Linked DNA regions of Homo sapiens: region 2 is linked to region 1. Evidence: chromatin contacts called from ENCODE Hi-C or POLR2A ChIA-PET data. All regions are on one chromosome and are shown on one strand. The core of a region is the stretch at or near the end of the contact, and the rest is flanking DNA. Distances in the headings are between cores, read along the strand shown. Region 1 holds the start of PSMD11 (proteasome 26S subunit, non-ATPase 11). Region 2 overlaps MYO1D (myosin ID).

The links. A loop is a pair of places that touch in the nucleus more often than their neighbours do. ChIA-PET counts read pairs that join two places held with the same protein, here RNA polymerase II (POLR2A). Pooled maps may share reads with other maps.
Region 2: a loop to region 1 is called in a pooled map, with 3 times the contacts of the local background. The contact joins the enhancer-like site here to the promoter of PSMD11 in region 1. A Hi-C loop is called at or near these places in 2 of 37 single-sample maps with no recorded cell type and 8 of 50 pooled maps. POLR2A ChIA-PET finds 5 or more read pairs at or near these places in 4 of 52 experiments (WTC11, activated CD4-positive, alpha-beta T cell, activated CD4-positive, alpha-beta memory T cell and 1 more).

The regions. Positions count from the first base shown.
Region 1 is chr17:32,442,317-32,447,550 of GRCh38, forward strand. It overlaps PSMD11 (proteasome 26S subunit, non-ATPase 11), which reads left to right and starts at 2,194. Exons shown (of 14, transcript NM_002815.4): 1 at 2,194-2,298; 2 at 4,629-4,730. The coding sequence starts at 2,208. RefSeq lists a silencer at 1,914-2,083 and enhancers at 1,975-2,590, 2,204-2,283.
Region 2 is chr17:32,548,179-32,553,412 of GRCh38, forward strand. All of the region lies in intron 21 of MYO1D (myosin ID), which reads right to left. Among named protein-coding and RNA genes, the nearest start is that of CDK5R1, 64 kb to the left of the region's middle. Within about 2 kb of position 3,178, at least 5 of the 41 ENCODE cell types and tissues checked have a DNase peak (open chromatin) inside an H3K27ac peak, as active enhancers do.

The sequences.
Region 1 (5,234 bases), core at 944-3,443:
TCCCGGATGATCTACCTTTTCAGCATCCTCTTGGCTCATAAGAACCTTGCCATGTCAAACACAGGGAGTGGAAGCTACCCTATTGTTGCCTTTTCTCCCTGTCCTATTGTAGAGTGTGCCAGCCAGCTTCCCTAATTCAGAATTCTGCAGGCTAGAAGTGGGTGCCCATCTTCATGAATGTGCACACATGCCAAACTCCTCAAGAGACATGTCTAGTTCATCTCAAAACTTTCACCATGATGATCACACAGGGATGGGCTCATAAGTTTCCACAGTCAGCAAGACTCACTAGCTTGGGAGAAAGATCTGGCAGACACTCCTAGTCTTTTACAGTGGGGGTCCCCAACCCTGGGCCAAGGACCACTACTGGTCAGTGGCCTGTTAGGAATCAGGCCTCACAGCAGGAGGTGAGCGGCTGGGGAGCCAGCATTACTGCCTGAGCTCCGCCCCCTGTCAGATCAGCTGCAGCATTATATTCTCATAGGAGGCAAACCCTATTGTGAACTGAGCATGCCAGGGATTTAGGTTGCCTGCTCCTTATGAGAATCTAATGCCTGATGATCTGAGGTGGAACGGTTTCATCCCAAAACCATCCCCCCTCCTCACATCCGTGGAAAAATTGTCTTCCACAAAACTGGTCCCTGGTGCCAAAAATGTTGGGGTCCACTGTTTTATGGTACTCCCTCTTTGTAGTGAGGCCAGCACTCTATCCTCTCCTATGATTTCTTCTAAAGCCTCCCACCTCAGCCTCCCAAGTAGCTGAGACTACAGGCGTGCGCCACCATGCCCGGATAATTTTTGTATTTTTAGTAGAGTCGGGGGTCTATGTTGCCCAGGCTAGTCTCAAACTCCTGGGCTCAAGCGATATGCCCACCTCGCCCTCCCAAAGTGCTGGGATTACAGGCATGAGCCACCGCGCCTTGCTAGAAGCCATTTAATCCAACTCTCCATCAAAGTCATGAATCCTGTTTACAACAACCTGATGAGATGTCAACTACTTTTCACGTGAACACACCCAGGAATTAGGAAGGCATTCCCTAACCGGCAGCTCTTATCTCTCCCAATCACGATTTGAGCTTCACCAAATAACTCAAACCCCTGTTTCCTCACATATTAAAGGGGAGTAAATATCTGCTTTACAGAACATTGTTGGGAGAATAAAAGGAGATAGAGGAATATAAATGGCCTAATCCACTTACAGAGGAGGGTGTGCAATGTTAGTCCCCTTTTTGCCTCCTTTTATGGGACAGCACATTCCATTTTTGGATCGTCATCACCTAGAGAAAGGTCTTCCTTAATACTGAATTGTCTTTGTATCCTTTTAGCACCTTTCTTAAGTTTAACCCTAAGTGGTCTCATAGAATGTCATTTTTCCGTCCACACGACGTCTTCACTGATATCTGTGACTTTAGTTGAAGGGGCTGAAGATATTGGGAAGAATAATTCAATTTTTTCCTTCCTCCGTCCCTCCCTCCCTCCCTTCCTTCCTTCCTTTTTTTTTTTTTTTCTTTGAGCTGGGGAGCTGGGTGAGGCTTCTGTGGATTCCCAAGAGGTATTTGTGGCGTGAATGGAGCAAAGGTGATGTTTCACTTCATCACGTCCAGCACTGTCCCAAGGTTAAATGGGCGCGTGAGGACAGTTTTCTCCGGTCCTGGCGGGTTTGCCCACCTGCCGGCCAGCGTTCTGCGGGAGTCAAGCCTGGAAAGCGTGTGTGCGGCGCACAGGCGTCAGACACTGGAACGCATTCGAATGGTGCTATTCTTTGCCACATAGCGAGCACTTTATAAGGTCACTTATCGTCCCGAATGAATGGTTAAATCGTGGAAGCCGCAAAGAAAGCCACGCAGCTTTGACTCAATACCTAGCCCAGTACTCAGGAACCCCTCTCAGGGGTGCGCGAGCGGGGCCGGAATCAAGAAGCCTCTTTTGGGGTGGGCGGGGACCGATCTAGAGCTCCCACTGCGGGGCACCGCCTCTTTTCCTCGCCGGCCGCCCGCTAGGAGGCGCTGGGGAGCTTGCAGCCCACCTGCGAGGCGGTCCCGCTCTCCCCACCCCTCAGCCCGCGCCCGGCGGAGAGACTACAACTCCCGGAGTGCTCTGGGAACGGAGCCACGGGAGCTACAGGCGGAGGGACCCGAGGGCGGGCTTTCCGGGTGTGTGTTTCCGGCGTCGGCGGCCGCGGCCGGGGACGGTGTGAGAGCGGTAAGATGGCGGCGGCGGCGGTGGTGGAGTTCCAGAGAGCCCAGTCTCTACTCAGCACCGACCGGGAGGCCTCCATCGACATCCTCCACTCCATCGGTAAAGGTCGCCGCGCCGCCTCCCCGGCCCCGCCGGCCCAGCTCGGCTTATGTCGGTCGGCGGCAGCGGAGAGGGGCCCGGCTAGCCGGCTCTGATGCTGCTGACTCACTGTGTGAGGGGGGCCGGGCCGGGGGCGCAGGCCGCTCGGAGCTCCCCAGAGCCTCCCAGGTCTCACTCTTGTGGGAGGGCTTGAGGCAATCCCCGGGTCCCCTCGCCGGCTGCTGACTCACGGGGGGCTCAGCGTAGGGTGGGAGAGTGGGCCGAGCCGGGCCCCCGGGGATCCCTCCCTAGCCATGTCCCCGGCTCTGGCCCGCACGAGCTGGTCTGGGACCCGGAGCAGTGCCGGCCGGCGTGCTTGTCACGGACTGGTCCTAGAGTCTCTACTTGAAAGGCCTTGGCGAAACCAGCTCTGGACAGGCATTTCCCGCCGTTGTAATCAGCACAGCCTGCTCCGGGTGGGAGCGCGAGCGCTTGCTCTTCTCTGGGAGTTTCCTTCCACGGGACGCTGGGAGCTGCTACTCCTCAGCCCCACGGCAGAAAGCTCCACTAAGAGGAGGGTCTCTTTCAGAATGTGGGAAATTCAGGGGTGACACACACCTCAGATTGGCATTTGGTTTGTGGAGGTGGCCGAGACGCTCATCTGCTCTGTGTAGGGTGTAAGAGTGAGGTGTTGGAGCGGGACCGCCTGGCTAGAGGAGGTGACTAATCTTTCCAGACTGCCTGTAGGGGTTGGAAGTGAGTTAAGGGAGTTAGTTGTCAGCCGCGGAGTTCAGGGAATTCTTTGGAACGGGTCGGCTGCATGTTGCCGGAAAAATTAAAATTTCTTAACGCTGTAATAACGATGGTCTTACACCTACACACAACAGGAAAACTGAAATGGGAATCCCAGCCAGTCGCTTCCGGCAGCTTTCTGTTGGGATTCAAGTGTGAACAGAAATTTATTACGACAGAAGAAGACGTTAATGTTCACTCATAAAGGATTCAATTAGGGCTTGGACTAGCTCTTCACTGCACATGTAATGGCATCTTTGTAGTGTAGTTTGGGAAGATCTGAATTGGCTCAACAAGTAGTATGAGAATGCACCTGTATGTGGGACTTGCAAGATGTTGGCATTTGACTTAGTGTGTTGAATTTTGGTATTCCAGACCTGCACGGAGAAAGGACAATGACAAGATCTTGATACTTTATCATTGGGGATACTAGAGAAGGAGAGGAAGTGGGCGTCAAGGTGTATCTTTGAATGATATTGGTAAAAGGTGTTTCATTTTAAAAGTTCTGATCTTAGGTCAGTTACTTCTACGGAACCAGAGTCATCTCAATCACCGTTACATGGATATTTTATTCTGAGTACACACTATTATTTAGAACTAATGTGAGGAGCATGAATTTTAATAGTCTGTGTCTAGTGTCTAATATTTTTTCTTTCATAAAGTAGAAATTACGTCAAATATTACAATTAGAGTATTTCCTGTTGGCCCACTATTCTAGGGGAGAGTTCCCTGAAAGCTTCACTGTTAGAGCAAGCTTGAGTCATGGTGGTTGACGGCCTTACTTTTTCTGGACTCCATCATGGTTTTTGTCAAGTCATGATGCTTTGTAAGAGTAGTAGTAACTAGTGATGATCACTACAAACTTGGAGAGGCTATTCCATGTTTGAATGTTAAAATAGTTATTAACTGTTGAAAATAGGACAGATAGCACAAAGTTATTTTAACAGACCTCAATGCATTAAAAAGCAGCAGTCTCCCCTAAGTGTAGCTGTGCAGGATCTGGGGCTTTGATAGAGTTGTTTTTCTTGAATGGCTTTATAGACCTGCTTATCCCTAACACACCCATCAGCTGAGGCTTTGCACAGACCTAAAGTTTATTGAAACGCTTTTGACTTACAGGCATCAGTAACTTGGTCAATTGATTTTAGTTTGTGGCATAAACGCACAGGCATGTTTAATATCTTCCCATAAAATAGTGACTGGAACAGATCTTGGCACCATAAGTATGAAGGATTTGTTTTGTTTTAATTTCACTTTAACCAAGTGACCACAACAGAAACTTAGTGTATGTAGGTAAGCAAAATTCTGCTGGGTAGAATGAAAAGGCACATTTAAAATCAAAGAGAAGAATCCTTTTTTTATGATTTACATGGAGCATATTCTACGTATATATGATCTTTTTTTTTTCCTGGCTTAGAGTTTTTTTTTTTTTTTTAACTCTAGAATTTGTCTTTTGGTAAATATGTTTGAGTTTGTAATGGATCTTATGAGGGTGAAATTTCCCTCAGTCTTCATTTTTTGGTCAGAATTTTAAGAGGGTTTGCATTTTCCTCTCCCAGTGAAGCGTGACATTCAGGAAAACGATGAAGAGGCAGTGCAAGTCAAAGAGCAGAGCATCCTGGAACTGGGATCTCTCCTGGCAAAGACTGGACAAGCTGCAGGTAAGTGCTACACATGGATTGTATCTGAAATGCTCAGTGAAATTCCTGTCTTTTGTTGGAGTGAAGAATCATGGGACTGATCCACAAACTGAATTCAGCTTTATTTTCTTGGCAACTTGTTGAGCTTCAGTTTTTTAGCAGGCAATTAAGTGGCCTTTAAACTCACTTCTTTCCTGGTAGTTTAGTTTTGCAAATGAGAGACAATCTTATTTTTGTTGGGATATAGTGATTTCTGATTTGTTTCTGGTTTTTGAATTCTCACTGTATTCCCTTACATAGAGGCAGCAACAGTCTTCAATAATTTCACTGAGCAACTCTGATGTATTTAAGATAGATAACAACTTTAAGCGCCTGATTTAAAAATGACAAAGGATTTTGTATCCAAGTGACTCACTGTCATTTTTTTTTGATAGATTCAGAATGAGAATGAATAAGACATTAAATGGAGCCTTCCCAAGACTTCTGCATTCATACCTAGGACTTTGTGCACATCATTGCTCAAAC
Region 2 (5,234 bases), core at 1,928-4,427, 110 kb after region 1:
TGGCTGAGGTGGGCAGATTGCTTGAGCCCAGGAGTTGGAGACCAGCCTGGGCAACAAGGCTGGTCTTTTATATTTTTTGTCTCTACAAAAAATACAAAAAATTAACTGGGCATGGTGGTGCACGTATATAGTCCCAGCTACTGGGAGGCTGAGGTGGGAGAATGGCTTGATCCGAGGAGAAGGAGGTTGCAATGAGCCAAGATCGCGCCACTGCACTCCAGCCTGGGTGACAGAGCGAGACCTGTCTCAAGAAAAAAAAAAAAAAGTTTATCCTCTAGGATTATCTAGGTATAGAAGGCAGAGGAGGGAAAATGAGAAGGGGCCTAATAAGAAGGAGTTAGAGCTAGGTTAAGAGCTGTCTGAGCTCCTCAAGAAGACCTCAGCAGGTCACTGGCTCTATGAGCATTTGGCAACGTGGGGAAAAATCCTGTTTTCCAGTGCCAGTGGGAAGTCACTGTGTTGCATGGGACACCAATGAGGGGAGACCTGACTTCTTATTCAGTACCACTTTAAATTCTTTTTAAATTATTTTTTGGTCTTTTTTTTTTTTTTTGAGATGGAGTCTCACTGTGTTGCCCAGGCTGGAGTACAGTGGCATGATCTTGGCTCTCTGCAACCTCTGCCTCCCGGGTTCAAGCAATACTCCTGCCTCAGCCTCCCAAGTAGCTGGGATTACAGGTGTGCACCACCGCGCCTAGCTAATTTTTGTATTTTTAGTAGAGATGGGGTCTCACCATGTTGGCCAAGCTTGTCTTGAATTCCTGACCTCAAATGATCCACCTGCCTCGGCCTCCAAAGTGTTGGGATTACAGGCGTGAGCCACCGCGCCTGGCCGACTTTTAATTATTTTTATATATATCTGTATACACATACATTTACACTGAAAAAATATATGTTACACAAAATGCATAATCCTTTTTGTTTGTTTGTTTGAGACAGGGTCTTGTTCTGTTGTCCAGGCTGGAGTTCAGTGGTGCCATCTCAGCTCACTGCAATCTCTGTCTCTTGGGCTCAAGTGAGCCTCCCACCTCAGCCTCCAGAGCAGCTAGGACTACAGGCACACAGCACCACACCCAGCTAATTTTGTTCATTATTTTTGTAGAGACAAGGTCTCACTATTTTGCCCAGACTTGTCTTAAACTCCTGGGCTCAAGTGATCCACCCAGCTCAGTCTCCCAAAGTGCTGGGATTACAGGTGTGAGCCACTGCACCCTCCCTCTTAATCGTTTGTTACAAATATAAACGTTAAAGATAAGTAGTGAGCAGGAATCCCTGGGCCACCTTCTGAAAATGTTAGCGAGGTCATAGGAGGGGCATAGCACTGACTTTCTAATTTACGAAGCTCTGTTTTCCGTAGTGTTAATGTCACTTCTGTTTGTGGGAATTATAAGTTTAAATGCACATAGCTAACGTTTGGAGAGGGTCTGCCATGAGTTGGATGCCATGCTAGGAGGGTTACACTCATAAATGGTCATTTGCCTCTGCTTCAGTCTGGGAACTACTTGGTGGCAAGGTGTGTGGTCTATGCAAATACCAATGACCTGAATGACTTTTGTCAAGTCTCTTCAATCCCAGAGCCTCATTTTCCTCATCTGTCACATGAAGGACACGTTAATTGCATTAACTATCTTATGGAAGTATTGCGAAATAGGAGTAAAATGCAGTGTGAAAGCCTTTTGTATCCTCACAGACACACCCAGGATCAATACTTTGCATCTTTCAATCCAATGAAGTTGACACTCAGTATTATCCATCACAAAAAGCATAAAACTATAAAGTTCTATGGAATGTGCCTAATTTAGTGTTCTATGATAGTGAATACTTAACGGAATGAAAAGATCAGTATTAATAATATGTTAGGTCAAATCTCCTTTACAATGAATCCCATGAAAACAAAATGATTTTCAAGCTTTGAGCTATAATTTTTTTTTTTTTTTTTGAGATGGAGTCTAACTCTGTTGCCCAGGCTGGAGGGCAGCGGTGTAATCTCAGCTCACTGCAACCCCTGCCTTGCTGGTTCAAGTGATTCTCGTGCCTCAGCCTTCCAAGTAGCTGGGATTACAGGTGTGCACCACCATGGCCGGCTAATTTTTGTATTTTTAGTAGAGACGGAGTTTCACTGTGTTGGCCAGGCTGGTCTCGAACTCCTGATCTTAGGTGATCTGCCTGCCTTGGCCTCCCAAAGTGCCGGGATTACTGCGCCCAGCCTGAGCTATGCTTTGTTACAAGAAATATGCCATATAAAATTTTTTCAATACTACAGAGTTGCAATTTTTTTTTGGTGTTCACTGTCTCATGATCTAACCTGTTGCAAAGATTAAAGCAAAATTTTCCACAGCTAATCACAGAGGATTAGTAAGGCCTCTATAATACCACACATTAAAAATGAGGAAATCACAAACTGAGTCCCATGTCTTCATTCTTTGTAGATTTGTTTTCTAGGTAATTAAAAAGGTACTTGCGAATATACTCTGCCTACTTCTAAAAAGTATTTGGGGATAGCCTATAATAATAGAAATAGGAGTAATAAAAGTGGGCCACGCACTGTGGCTCAGGCCTGAAATCCCAGCACTTTTGGAGGCTGAGGAGGGAGGACAGCTTGAGCCCAGGAGTTGGAGACCAGCCTGGGTAATGTAGTGAGATGCTGTTTTTACAAAAAATTTAAAAATTAGCTAGGTTTCAGCTACTTGGGTGGCTGAGGTGGGAGGATCACTTGAGCCTGGAAGGTTGAGGTTACAGGGAGCTATGATTGTACCATTGCCTTCCAGCCCTAGGCAACAGAGTGTCAAAAAAAAGAGAAAGAAATGATAATAGTGAAATAATTTTAGAATATTTTCATCCAATTTACAGCCATTTCTTAATATTATCAGCGAAACAGAATTAATCTAGAGTTAGAAATGAGATCTATAGTTTCTGACACTGAAAGTATTTTATTCACTATAACTAAACATTGAGTGGCTGGTAGCTGATAATGAATGACTTCTAGGGGTGGGGAGCCTGTAGAATTGTCCCAAACTATAGGACTCAAAGACAATGAACATAAATGTAATTAAGAAGTGGATTAGATCAAGAGGCAGTGCATGCTCAGATCATACATTTTGCTTCTGTTTGGATGTAACAGCCAGCCTTATGCAGAATATATTAAGAAAACCACACAAAAGGGAAATGAGTCACTTACAAAAGACCAGAAAAGCTTAGGCTAACCGGCTAGACAAGACTTGGCCATGTCTTTTTCTGCCTTGGTTTCACTTGTATATCCTGAAAGCACCACCTTGTCTGAATCACAGGAGAGAAAAATGTTTTTGGCAAATATACATTGGACACGTCCAGCTTTACTTTTGCTCTTTCTCTATGTCCCCCCACCCACCATCCCACTGCCACACACACACACACACACACACACACACGCATCCAGGTGGCTTTGGAATGTATGTGGCTTTTCCCTTCGGGAGTCTCACCTTCATAATTATGTTTGACCTGGACTAACATTAAAACATTTTGCTCTTCCCGAGAACACACCAATCAGCACGCGGTTCCATTTTCTCATGGATCATGACCCATTATCCTTTCTATTTTCTGCTGGAATGAAAGTTCCATGGCACAGGAACACCGTCTATATCTTGCTCACTTCCTGTACAGAGCCTGGCACATTGTTGGTACTCAATAAATATTTCTTGATTGAATAAATATTTTCAGTCTCTCCTCCAGTGGCTATCTGCTTTGTCCTTAGCCTAGAAGCATGTTCAAATCTCCTCCAGTAAACAAAAGACCAAAAAGTCCACCTGTTCTTCCCTATCCCTCCACTGCTACCAAATGCCTTGAAGTTAAAATAAACTATCCATAGCTAATGTCTTCTCCCTCATCGTACTTTGCAGTCAAGCTTTACTTATGCACTGTTTTTTGTTTTGTTTCGTTTGGACAGGGTCTTGCTTTGTTGCCTAGGCAGAGGGGCATTGGCGTAATCATGGCTCACTGCAGCCTCAGCCTCCTGGACTCAAGCAATCCTCCCACCTCAGCCTCCTGAGTAGCTGGGACTAGAGGCACACACTACCACACCTGGCTAATTTTTGTATTTTTTGTAGAGATGGGGGTCTTACTATATTGCCCAGGCTGGTCTTGAACTCCTGGGTTCAAATAATTGGCCCACCTGGGCCTCCCACAGTGCTGGTATTACAGGCATGAGCCACAGCCTGGCCTGCATTGCTCACTCTTTAACCTTTGTAATCCATCCATCCATCCACCCATCCATCCATCCATCCATCCATCCATCCATCCATCCATCCATTCATCCATCCCTCCCCTCCTTGTCTCCCTCCCAACCATCTGTTCATCTGTTCACCTCCCCTTTTTTGCCCTCCTTCCTTTTATCCATCCATCCACTCTTTCATCTCCCACCTTCCTCCTTCTGTCCTTTGCTTCTGTAAATGTATACACCAATGCTTACTATGTCCTAGGTACTGTGCTGGGTACTAGAGAGAGGATGTTTAAGAACAGTCACTGCAGTGGAAATGCTCTTGCTCCAATGGAAGATACAGATGTGGAAACTGAAGCTTCTTAAACCGGGACACGATTATTTCCCTTGGATGTGCATCAGGGTGCTATAGTAAGCGAAACCACAGAACGAAGATGGAGAAACTTGCTGGAGACTAAGCTTTACTCCATGTAAGTAACTGGAAACACCTGACACCCAAGTAAATTAAAACCAACATTTAGAATGACAGCATGAAAAACAGCATCAACCATTACCAAAACACAGGCCTTTAAAGAAGCATGCCAGGCTGGGCACAGTGACTCACGCCCATAATCCCAGCACTCTGGGAGGCTGAGGCAGGAGGACTGCTTGAGTCCAGGAGTTCAGGGCCAGTATGGGCAATATAGTGAGATGCCATTCTCTAAGACAAAAAAAAAAAAACAAAAAACAAAACAAAAAAAAAAACAAAAAAACCAGCAGCATGTCATAGGCTGTGTTGGGATATGTCCCTGGTGAATGTTGAGTTAACTCTTCCCTGTTGCTGGGGGAACTCCTTAGAGGAGCCTGAAAAGCACTGAGAAGTAGAAAACTACTACACAAGGTGGCATGCTAGCTAGAGAGATGAACTATAGTGCCAAGGGACCTCTGAGAAATTCACAACAGTGTTGAGTGAATTTTGCAGAAGGCTGAATAGGACTGCCTTTACAGAGGAGGCGATATTTGAAGTGGTTCCTGAAAGAGGAGTGGCTCACCAGGAAGAGCA